2 separate regions of the Mus musculus genome follow, and region 1 is linked to region 2. A link is a loop called in an ENCODE intact Hi-C map of the cell type or tissue named here. Cell type or tissue: heart. All regions are shown on one strand. Each heading gives the region's core, and the rest is flanking DNA. Links, peaks and the distances in the headings are about the cores only.

Region 1 (5,375 bases), core at 250-5,249, 62 kb after region 2:
GCCAAGGCTACAAAAAGAAACCCTGTCTTAATTTTTTTATTTTTAACAAAGCATGTATTTAATTACATTAACAAGGATTGAGTGTAGCTCCTTAATGAAAAACGTTATGTAGTGTAATGCCATTCATTTATCTAATGAAAGAATGTGAATGAAACAACATCAAGTATGGTCACACAAATAAGTGAATGTAGTCATGCAACAGCAAAAAGGCTTGATTCAAAGAATTGGTTTGGAGAATATAATTTTAACCCAGCCCTTCTATTATTACTTTTAACAAACTACCCCGCCCCAGTTTTGCATTTACAATGCCAACTGTTGCCTGGTGTGGTGATGCGTGTTTAATCCCAGTCCTCAGGAGGAAGAGGCGTGTGCGTCTCTGTGAGTTCAAGTCTAGCCTGGCCTACAAAACGAATCCAGGATCGCCAGGGCTGCAAAGAGAAATCTGTCTCAAAAAAGAAAACAAAAAAACCCCAAAAAACCAAAGCCAACTATTTACTACCCCACACAGATTTTGAGGTGTGTGGCTCTGATGTGTGGTCCGTGGGTTCTTCCACGAGGCTGCAGTCTTATCAGTTGGGTTTTCATTTCAAGACTTGCTTAGAGCTGTCTCCCAGACAGCTCATGGTGCTGCACACAGCGCTGGCAGGGTCCTGAGTCCCTTTATTCCTGCCCACTGTCTGGCTTTGCAGACTTGGAGCTGACAGTGTCCTCCTTCTAGGGTCCTGTCCCAGCCACTTCAGCTTTATTCTGTTTGTCCAGGGAGAGCAGGATTAAGCTACATATCCTTGAGGAGGAGCTATAAAAAAGAAACTGTAATGAGAAAATTTTATGACAGAAGTAGGATGTTACTCTTGTTCCTGGCGTGAGGTTAAGAATATTTGGTATCTGGGTTCAAATTCTGACCCTTTTGTAGTTATTTAAGCGAGGAGCCTGAGCTCCTGCAGCACTCAGTGAATGGAACAGTAATGTCTGCTGTGTGGGGATGTAGGCAGAATATAAGAAAGTAAAGAAAGTACTTAGCACACAGGCTTTTATTTGGTGAGAGGTAAGGTTAGGATTACTTGGTTTCTCTGCTCTGCCAGGACTTATAAGTAATTTTTATACAGTATTGTCTTTCTATAGTTTTATTAGCAGAATGAGTTTATTTTAAGGTATATATTATAAAAGCTGTGTATTTATACTTAGTTAAATTCTGCTTATAACTGTTTGATTATGGAGACTTGAAAAAATGCAAATGTGCTTGTGTATTCATAAGGATATATATTAGATTCTTGATAAATGCCATATTGCCAGTTTGTACCTGTATACATTCTAGTAGCAGGCCATTCTACTTATTATTCGCAGTAAAGTGTTGGCTTTCGAAAGCCTGTTTTTAAGGCAGGGTAGACTTGCCTTAAGATTAGAGGCATTGTGCTTTCATATGTTCTAAATGTACAGAGATATTGTGTTTTCCAGTGTTTTTGCATTATTTTCTCTGTACATATGTTATGTATATAAATTATTATGCAAGGATATATGTAGCTTCTATTCTCTAGGTGCTTAAATGTAAGTCAGACAATGATGCAGATAATCAGGGTGTACATTCAGCAAAGCACACACACACACACACACACACACACGCAAGCTTATACACATACACGTTGCCTCCGAGATACCTAAAATGCAGTCAGCTAAGTTGTCAGACTTCAAGCTGGTCCTATATTGAGAAATCTGTTTTATTGTCCTTAAGCCATTGACTTGTCACCTACACACCACCTACACACCACACACACCCCTTCGGTTTCCATTTCCTTACTAAATAGAATACATGGAAAATGTGCTACTGGAGCAGAAATTCTGATTTGTTATCGGTTTCATTGATCTGCCTACAGCCATCCAATTACCCTTTGGCATTCCTTATCTTTCTTGATACAGAAACTGTTAAAAGATGCTGCCTGTCAATGGGAGATTCTTATTTCAAAATGATAGTAGAAAAAAATAAAAGCTATCAGTTAGCTGACTCCTTTTGACCTATGCTTGGCAGTCTTAGGTAAACCCATCTAATGGTGCTGGGTAAACTTATAAAACCATATCGCGTTATATTACTGTCAAACTTTATTTATATGCAGTTAATTGAGATAAAATCTGTAACCCTACCATTACAGATGATTACTTTTTATTCAGCAACTTTTATTGAACGAAGAATAAAATGTATTGGAGGTGCATTTTACATAAAACGTGTGTCAAATAACTTCGGAATGACATTTTATTTCAGTTTTTATGTTAAGAAATTCTGAAACAGGCAAGGCATTTAATTAGGTCTTATTCCCTGTATTTCCACTAATTTATAGCCACTAATTGGCCATTATTTTCCTTTCCTGTTACAGTGTGTATTTGTAAGGCCAGTTTCAAGGTAAACGAGTTTTTTAAAAGCTGTCTGAAGATATCTTTAAGCTATGAACGAATACGTTCATTTGTCCAAGTCAAGCAAATACAAGAGAGGGCACACGAATTTCATGACCAGCAAACCCAGCGACTCCAGTCTCCCCGAGGCTGCCGGGCGGCTCTTTTCTGTTTACTAATTACCTGTCTAGTGTACTCTGACTTCTGTCGAGAAGACAGGACCAAGTCAGTTTTTGAAGTAGTTGGAGACTCCTGACTTCCTTAGTGATGCTTCTAGAATATTTTCTAGGTACAAGTTTTTTAAAGTGCAGTTCTTTCGACTGAACTGATTGTATGTTGCATAAGCGCCGGGAAGGCCAACCCAAGTTAAAAAGCCACCTCCGTGTACAGCTGCGGGACTAGGTATGAGGTCTTTTCTAGGAAGAAAAATTTGATTCATGGCTCTTTTCCAGAGGGGACATTTGCAGACTTCGCTTCCGCAGAACGTGAAGCGCGCCTCTTCCTGCCGAGGCGAGGCCCGCGTCCCCGAGGGCGGCCTGCGGCTCCCCAGCCTCAGGTGTCCGTGCGGCCGCCGGCTGCCGGCGCCCGGGACTGACTTCCTGTCTGGGCGCGGGGCGGAAGGATCGCGTTGCCAGCCGGGGCCGCCGCCGCCCCTGCCGTTAGGTGGTGGGGCTGCTGAGCCCGGCGGCGGGAGGCGGGCCGGCCGCCGCTTCCTGTCGGAGGACGCGCAAGGATCCGGGCGTCGGAGTGTGTGCGAGTGCGTGAGTGTGTGCCGCCCGCACGGCGTGTGTCTCCGGCCGCGGGTTCCGCCTTCTCCCCTGTCGCCGCCGCTCAGGGTGTAAGTCAATGTGAAGCAGCAGTTCCAGCCCCGGGATAAACATGGCGACGTCTCTGCATGAGGGACCCACGAACCAGCTGGATCTGCTCATCCGGGCCGGTAAGCACAGGGGAACTTTTCTCCCGTGCATCGGTGCAGCGGGCGAGGGGGCGCCCGGCGGGCGGGGAGCGTCCCCCGGGGCGGTCAGCGCCCCGGGTCCGGTGTCCGTCTCCGGCAGCCGGGCGGCCGCGGAGAGGGGGGAGTGAATGAAGTAATGGAGGCGACAAATCAGGAAGTGATCACCTTGGAGAGTAACCTGCCTCGGATCCGGGCTGTCGCTCCGGGGAGAGCGGCGGCGGCGGCGGCGCAGCAGCGGCAGCGGCAGGGGCCGGGCGCGGAGCCGCGGCTAAGTTGGGGAGTCGGCGCGGGCGAGTTGCGCGCTTCGCCCCAGTTGCCGGGGAACCAGGAAGTGAGCGGAGCTGTTGTCCCCGCCGCCTGCCACGCTGTCCGGCCGAGAGGGCCGCCCCTGCCCGCGGCCGGGGGCGCTGGCCGCCCGCCGCCCTCGCCTCTCACTTCCTATAGCCGCCACTTCCGCATGGACGCCGCGGCCCCCCCGGGCGCTACCCGCCAAAACGCGCCCGCCCGGCCTCCCGCCTCGTCCCTCCCGGAGCGGCGCCCGAGTAACGGTCCCGAGGCCACTTCCCGGTGCCGAGTGGGACGCCGCCGACCCGGCACCTCCCCGCCGCGGCTAACGGCGGCCGTGGGGGAACCGGGCTGCTGCCCTTCCTTCCCTCGTGGGGCGGGTGACTGAGGGTGGACGGGAAGGACACCGGGTGTATTCCGCGCAGCCGGCCCGGGGCTGCGGGACAGCGGAGGGGGACGTTTATTTTGGTCCACAGTAAGATGAAAGCGGGGAGCGGGGCGGGCGGGAGGGCGTCCTGGCCCCGGGGAAGTCTCGGCTCGGCATTGCCCCCTTTCCCCTCCCCCAAACCTCCCACCATAGCGGAAGCGCCTGGGAGAGGACAGAACGCGCGCGATTGACAGGCCCGAGGTTCCAATCTGCGCCCTGAGCTGTTCCAAATAAGAACGTTGATTTCTGGGGGCGGGACCACGGGCCCGAGCCGGGCCAATGAAGATTGGGCGGGAGTGAAGCTGACAATGTACGCATGGAATTGGAGGGAAGAGGAGTGTAAACACGGAAGTGGCCGCGGGGGTGGGGGATGTGCTGCGCCACTGCTGCAGCGGAAGGGCACGGACTTAAGTTACATAGAAAAAGCAGCTTTACTTGCTAGCAGACAGCGCAGCGAGGGCCTCGGGTCGATGTGGCACTGCTCGAACACTGTTGCTTACCGAAATTATAAGCGCATGCGGTCCCTCCTCTGGTTCTGTTTCACATCTCCATCGATGTCGGATTGGAAGATGAGAAATTGTAACCAAACGGTAGTGCTGTAAAAGATCAGAACAGTCTTTTTGCACCTATTGTTTTTAGGGATCTTGAAATTGGTAGTTTGGTGGACAAAGCAGTTCGGTTTGGAGGAAAAATTATGTTTATCTCTAAATTTAACGGAACTTTAAATATAAATAAAATCTGGACTGATAGAACTGCATGTGCTATATAACAATAACGCTGAATAGTGTGTTTTGGCTGAGGCATATTTTACACATTTCAAAAGTAGGGAAATCACAATTTATTGAGCAGCGTTTAAATGCCTTTTTGAATAGGAACTTTTACTGAAGGAGAGGAACATAATGGAACTTGGGTCCTTGTTAAAGTCAGTCCATTGATCAGTATGAATTAGTGTACAGTTTTATGTTGGGTTAGTGGTGTTTTGAGTGTCGAGTGTGTATAGTTAAAGAGATACTGTTTGGGGCAGGAGAGATGCTCCTCGGTTAAGACCACTTGTTGCTCTTGCAGAGTTGCTCTTGCAGAGGTCTTGGGTTCAGTTCTCAGCACCCACATTCACAACCACCTGTAACTCCAGTTCCAGGGGATACAACCCCTCTTCTAAACACCATGGACACACATATGGTGCTCATAAATACTTAGACAGAAGCTTAATAAGCCTAAAGATGTTATTTCCAATTCATGTGAATACTTATGAGAGAACCATTGCACAGTTTCTGCAGTGAGAACCTTGAGAAACACTGTAGAGTAAGAGGACTTAACTTCACAAGT
Region 2 (5,375 bases), core at 284-5,283:
CATTTTGCCTACATGTGTTTCTAGGCATGCGGTGTACCCACAGAGGCCAGAATAAAAGGACACTGGATGCCCTGGAACTGGAGTTTCCGATGATGGTTGTGAGCCCTAATTTGGGTGCTGGGAACCAAACCCAAGTCCTCTGCATCAGTACATCAGTAGGTACTGTTCAGCTGCTGAGCTGTCTCTCTAACTCAGACCTACATTTCAAAGTGCAAGCATGCTTAGAACAGTGAAAAAGCCGAGAGAACAGTAAGTTCTTCGCCTGGGACTTTCCATCTTACCCTGGATGGGAAATGTGGCAAAACATTTCTTCTCAAAGTAGCTAATAGGAATAGGAAGTTCCCTATTGTAACATTTGTCTCTAACTAAAGAAAGCAACTCCTGCCACGCAAGAGAGACTCAGTATTCTTACTCAGAAAGTGTCAAAGCGGGCAGTGGCTCTGTAAGTAATCATTTATAATAAACAGGATATAAACACCATCCTCTATAACGGATGCTGTGCGTGCAGTACTCTGTTATGTACGTATTAAGGTCTTAAAGTTATCAAGACTTCATTTTTGTAGTTCAGAGTGATGCCAACCCGAAGTTAAGAGGATCGTTTATTAGCCATTGGGCTAATGCAAATTTCTAATACATTTCAGAGTGAAAACGGCTTTTTTTTTTTTTTTTGGTTGCTTTTTAAGAAAGAAGCACCCAACTAGGCAGTAACAGCTTTTAAAACTGAGGCTAAATTCTAATGTTCGGCAGGGACTTAAAACAACAGAGCAACCTCTGGCATGCCTTTCACATTTGAGCCCCATTCTAGGGTCATTTCCACGGTTCCCACGTTCATCTCCACAGCCATCACACCGCTCAGTATTTCGTTCTTGTAAAAACTGGTTGTAGAACATCAACAGTCAGGCTGGAGTCCAGAAATTAACCCGGTGTATGCTGTTCCAAGTGCTGGGGCTCCCCCAGGGAGCCTGCAGGAGTCAGAGCCCAGCAGGATCGGCCCCCGCGCGCACCGGGACAACCGATGCTCTTTGTTAAAGAAACAAATACATTCCGCGGCGGCGGGGAATGGTGGTGGTGCTTGGGGGAAGAGACCTAGCATGCATAACTGCGCCTAAGAAAGACCATTAGCGAGCCGCTGCAAACGCAGGACATCCCGGGCACCGTGTCATTGGCTTTTGTGCCCTGGAAGGCGCGTGAGAGTGCCCTGCTCAGAGGCTCCCCTTTGTGTGAAAGTGTGCAAACCAGAAGCCTGCAGCTCCCGCTGGCTTCGCCCCTTTTTTTTCCCCAATTCGTGGACACTTGGAACAAGATACTCTTCCTCCACACACACGCGCTCCTTCACCCTGGCTCTGAAGATCTCGGGACTTGAGTTACTTCTCGGAGGCGGACGGGACTAGAAGCGACAAAGACTGGGGCGGGCGGTCGCGGCTCCCCGGGACCCCCCCGAACGGGGGCCGCCCGCCGCGCTCCGCAGCTGCGCGCTGGGCCGCCCGCCCGCCGGCCACCGCGGGCACCAACCGCCGCGCAGCCGGGCCGTTGGGCGGTGGTAATTTCTGGGAACGGGGCGGGGTCCGGGGTGGACGAGCTGGGAGGCGGAGCGGGCGGCGCCCCGGGCCGCGAAACGGGCGGGGCGGGGCGCCACGTGCGTCAGTGGCCGGGTGGGGCGGGCCGCGCGCTCCTGCCCGCCAGCGCCGCCACCATCCGCGGAGCCCGGGAGACGCGCGGGGACTCTGAACACCCGGGCTGACAAGAGTTTTATTTTGCAATCGCTCACTTCCCTAATGCTTAATCTACGAGTGCAGAGCGGTCCCTGGAGGTCTTGGGAGGGGAGTCCGGAGTTGGAAGGGGGGTGATGAGGGGTGACAGCAAAGACCTGAGAGTGGCCCAAGAGGTGCGCGTGTCGTCCCGGCCGGGCTGCAGGTGCACGCGCGGCCCCGCCGTCCCCACGCGCTGGTCCCGCGTCCGCAGCGCAGTGCAGCGCGCGACGTGGGGGAGTGGGGAAGCCCCGGGGACGCGGAGCGGGACGAGTGGCGAGCGTCTCCACCTGAGCAGGCGGGTTCGGGCGAAGTTGGGCGCTGAGAAGAGGGCGGGATTCGAGAGCGCAGGAGGCGGGCTGCGGGGGGCCCGAGGGCGGTGGGGAGTATAAATAGCCGGCCCGGTTTGACAGGCGCTGCGGTGACTGGCGGTGTCGCCTCCCCCGGCGGCGCGCGGGGAGGGAGGAGCGCGCGGAGCGGCCGGGTGGGGGAGGCGGACTCCAGTGTCCTGGTGGCGGCGGCAGGAGGCCGAGGGGGAGGAGCCGAGGCGGGTGCGGAGGGCGGGGGCCGGCCGCAGCTTCCCCGCGCCCGGCTGTGTCGCCGCCGTCGCCTCGGCGGTTGGGGGGGATCTGTAGGGTGGCGCGCGCGGGGGGCGCAGCGCGGTTTTGTCTCGTCCTGTGGTGCGGAGCGGCTCGCGCGGTGGCCAGGGGAGGCCCCCTCGGCTTCCCGCAGGACGCCGGGCCAACGGCGGGCGGCTGCGGCGTCTCGGCCGGTCTGCGGCCCTGAGGGAAGGGCAAGGGACTCGGCGACGTGGAGGGAGAGCAGGTAAGAGCGCGGGGACGGCGGAGGCCGGCGGGAGCGAGCGGGAGGGAGAGGGAGGGCGCGGCGAGCCAGCCCGGCCGTCCCGAGTGTCGCCTCCTCCCGGGCGCCCCCGCCCCGCGCCTGTGTTGTTTGCTCGGGCGGCGGCGGAGGGGCTTTCCGGAGGCTGGGGCGGTGACACCGGCGGAGCTGGGGGCAGGGCGGGAGCCCGCACCGGAGCGGCCCGGGGCAACGGTCGTGGCGCCGAGGGACCGCGGCGCGCGCTGTTTACCTCGCGGCGCCAGTCATCGCGCGGCGGCCGGGCTGCCGGGGCAGCGCGTCCCGGGCGGCAGTTTCCGTCGCCGTCGGGCCTGCTCCCCGCCGCCGGGGCGGGCACGACAGGTTGTACTCCGCCGTTCTTTTATTCTCACTCTCCGCCGGCCCTCCGTCGCCGCCTTCTCCTGGTTCCCCGGGGAGCCAGGCTGCGATCACTATCTGTGTTTGCAACAAAACAACAAAAAAACCCTGGGGCTCTTGGAAGCGCCTAGGTCCAGAGTCTCCTCCGGGGTCCTCCGCCGGCGGTGCTGGCCCTTAGGGCATCTCGCGGAGAGTGTCGTGGGCGCCCCGCGCGCCTCGGTACCGATTCTGCCTCAGCGGCGCTGCGCGCGGCGGCCGGACCCACTCAAGACTTTAGTGGGACATTTTTACTCTGTCAGCAAAGGACGGAAAAATAACCCACGGACCAACTTGGTGGACTGTCCTTATGGGAACCACGTTCTCAGCTGTATACCCTTTCTTTAAGTTCTTAGTACTCTATCAATAAGATGGGGGACGCGTCATTGTAACCCTGGAACATCTTTCTCGTGTTCATGACATTACTCTGTGGTTTATGCTTTAATCCGACAGTGAGAAAGTATAATAAAAACTGCGCCTCTGAGCTCAAGACTTTTGTTTTTGTTTTTTTCTCCAAGTCTCAGTTGAGAGGCAAACTGCTCACTTTCTCTAGTGGACAATGTCCATCCGGGCCCTACTGAGATAAGATTGTATATTTGTGGGTTACAGTTTCTTTAGAGTGTTGAATGACTTCGTATGAGACTGGGAACTGTTGAATTATGTTTAAAGGGATTTAGGAATAAGATTTATAGAAGGCATGTGGCTGTAGTTGATACATCCAGTAAATACAAGAAGTTGAAGTCTGATGTGTCTTCAACATTTAAAATCTCAATATTTAACGTTATCCTTTGCTGTTGCTGGTTGTTTGCTTGCTTTTTGTCTGTCGAGACAGGGTAGAATCTCTGTGTAGCCTTTGTTGTTCTGGAACTTGCACTGTAGACCCAGGCTGGCCTCGAACTCAGAGATCAGCATGCAGCTTCCCCCCCCCCCCCCCCCCCCCCCCCCCCCCCGGCTCCGGAGTGCCTGGGTTTCAAGGTGTGTGGCACCATCGCCCTGGCAGTGTTATCCTCTTTATACTTGTTTACTTGGATTATTCACTGTACTTCGCAGACATAAACAGTTGCAAAATGTTTCGACAGAGTTGAAAACTTTGGGTTTTTTTTTTTTTTTTTTATCCCAAATTTCTTCAATGGTAAGTTTACCAAATCAGGGTTGATGATTTTACCTGTTCACAGGTTGTGTGTATCTTTTTTTGGGGGGCGTGGTGGTGGTGGTGGTGAATGGATCGGCATGGGGAGAGGTTGCAGCATTATTGAGATACTAACCACATGCCATTCAGTTATAAGTGTACAAGCTCAGTTTTTAAGGTTTAGTCACAGAGCTGCACAATTACTGAACTCAATTTTAAAGCATGTTTTTACCCCTAAAAAAAGATCATATGGGTCTGCAGTGTAGCCCAGTGGCACAGTGCTTGCTTTGCATGGGGGAGGCTCTGAGTTCAGTCCTCGGTACTGCCAGCGGAGACACTAACCACCCAGCGAACATACCAGTTAGCCATTACTCACTTGTCTCTCATCTTTCTGGACCTTTGTATCCCTTATGGATTTTCCTGTTCTGGGTATTTCATGTAAGTACAAGTGTGCAATATGGAGGCTTTTGTGATGGCCTCTTTTGCATAGCATAAAGTTTTTGAAGTTTGTGCATGTTGTGGCATGTATCAGCACATTACTGTTATTATTATTTTGCTGAGTAATGCTCCTCTATGGATAGGCTTCCTTATTTTTATCCATTCATCGGTTGGTAGGGATCTGAGCTTCCACCCCTGGCTATTGTAATTTTTGTATGCAAGTTTTTGTGTGGATGTGCTTTCATTTCTCCTTGGAGTGATATTTTTAAAGAAATCAGCCTTTTGGCATGATATCAAAAATAGTTCCTCCATTTTGAGAATATAATCCAGTCTTTTGGGTTTTTTTTGTTTTTTTGTTTTTTTGTTTTTTTTTGAGACAAGGTTTCTCTGTGTACCCCTTGCTGTCCTGGAACTTACTCTGTAGACCAGGCTGGCCTTGAACTCACAGAGATCTGCCTGCCTCTGCCTCCTGTGTGCTGGGATTGAAGTATGCACTACCACTGCCTGGCTAATCCAGTATTTTTTTTTCTTTCTTCTTTTTATCTCATCTGTATTTTCCTTTTAAAGCAGAATGTGACTGGGCACTATTTACAGTCACAAGCCTTGCTGTGTTACAAGACCTAGGAAACTTAGGGTTTTGTTCTCGGGACTCTAATCCAGTATCTATAAAAATGAATGGGGTTGAGACTATCCCAGGCTTGCTTTATAATACTTTTTTCTGTCCACTCCTAAAATTTGCCGTAGCCTGTTTGGGGCTAATTAACTGTCCCTCCCTGAAGGCCCAGCCCTAGGCAATAGCCATTTTGTTT

The links. A loop is a pair of places that touch in the nucleus more often than their neighbours do. Peaks named below come from ENCODE experiments on the same cell type or tissue, not always from the same donor. Only the 100,000 strongest peaks of a DNase experiment are listed, where the experiment ranks them.
Region 1: a loop joins it to region 2, with 6 times the contacts of the local background. A loop is called at or near these places in 26 of 42 quality-filtered maps.

The regions. Positions count from the first base shown.
Region 1 is chr3:51,275,149-51,280,523 of GRCm38, reverse strand. The region is part of intron 4 of Elf2 (E74-like factor 2); the gene reads left to right. It overlaps 4930577N17Rik (RIKEN cDNA 4930577N17 gene), which reads right to left and starts at 3,763. Exons shown (of 1, transcript NR_073429.1): 1 at 2,117-3,763. In heart, for the core only: a CTCF peak has its summit at 2,996; DNase peaks (open chromatin) are centred at 3,143 and 4,293; H3K4me3 peaks cover 3,186 bases; H3K27ac peaks cover 2,599 bases.
Region 2 is chr3:51,337,612-51,342,986 of GRCm38, reverse strand. It overlaps Elf2 (E74-like factor 2), which reads left to right and starts at 2,343. Exons shown (of 10, transcript NM_023502.2): 1 at 2,343-2,573. In heart, for the core only: no CTCF peak of the experiment used is centred there; DNase peaks (open chromatin) are centred at 1,576 and 2,216; H3K4me3 peaks cover 3,642 bases; H3K27ac peaks cover 3,393 bases.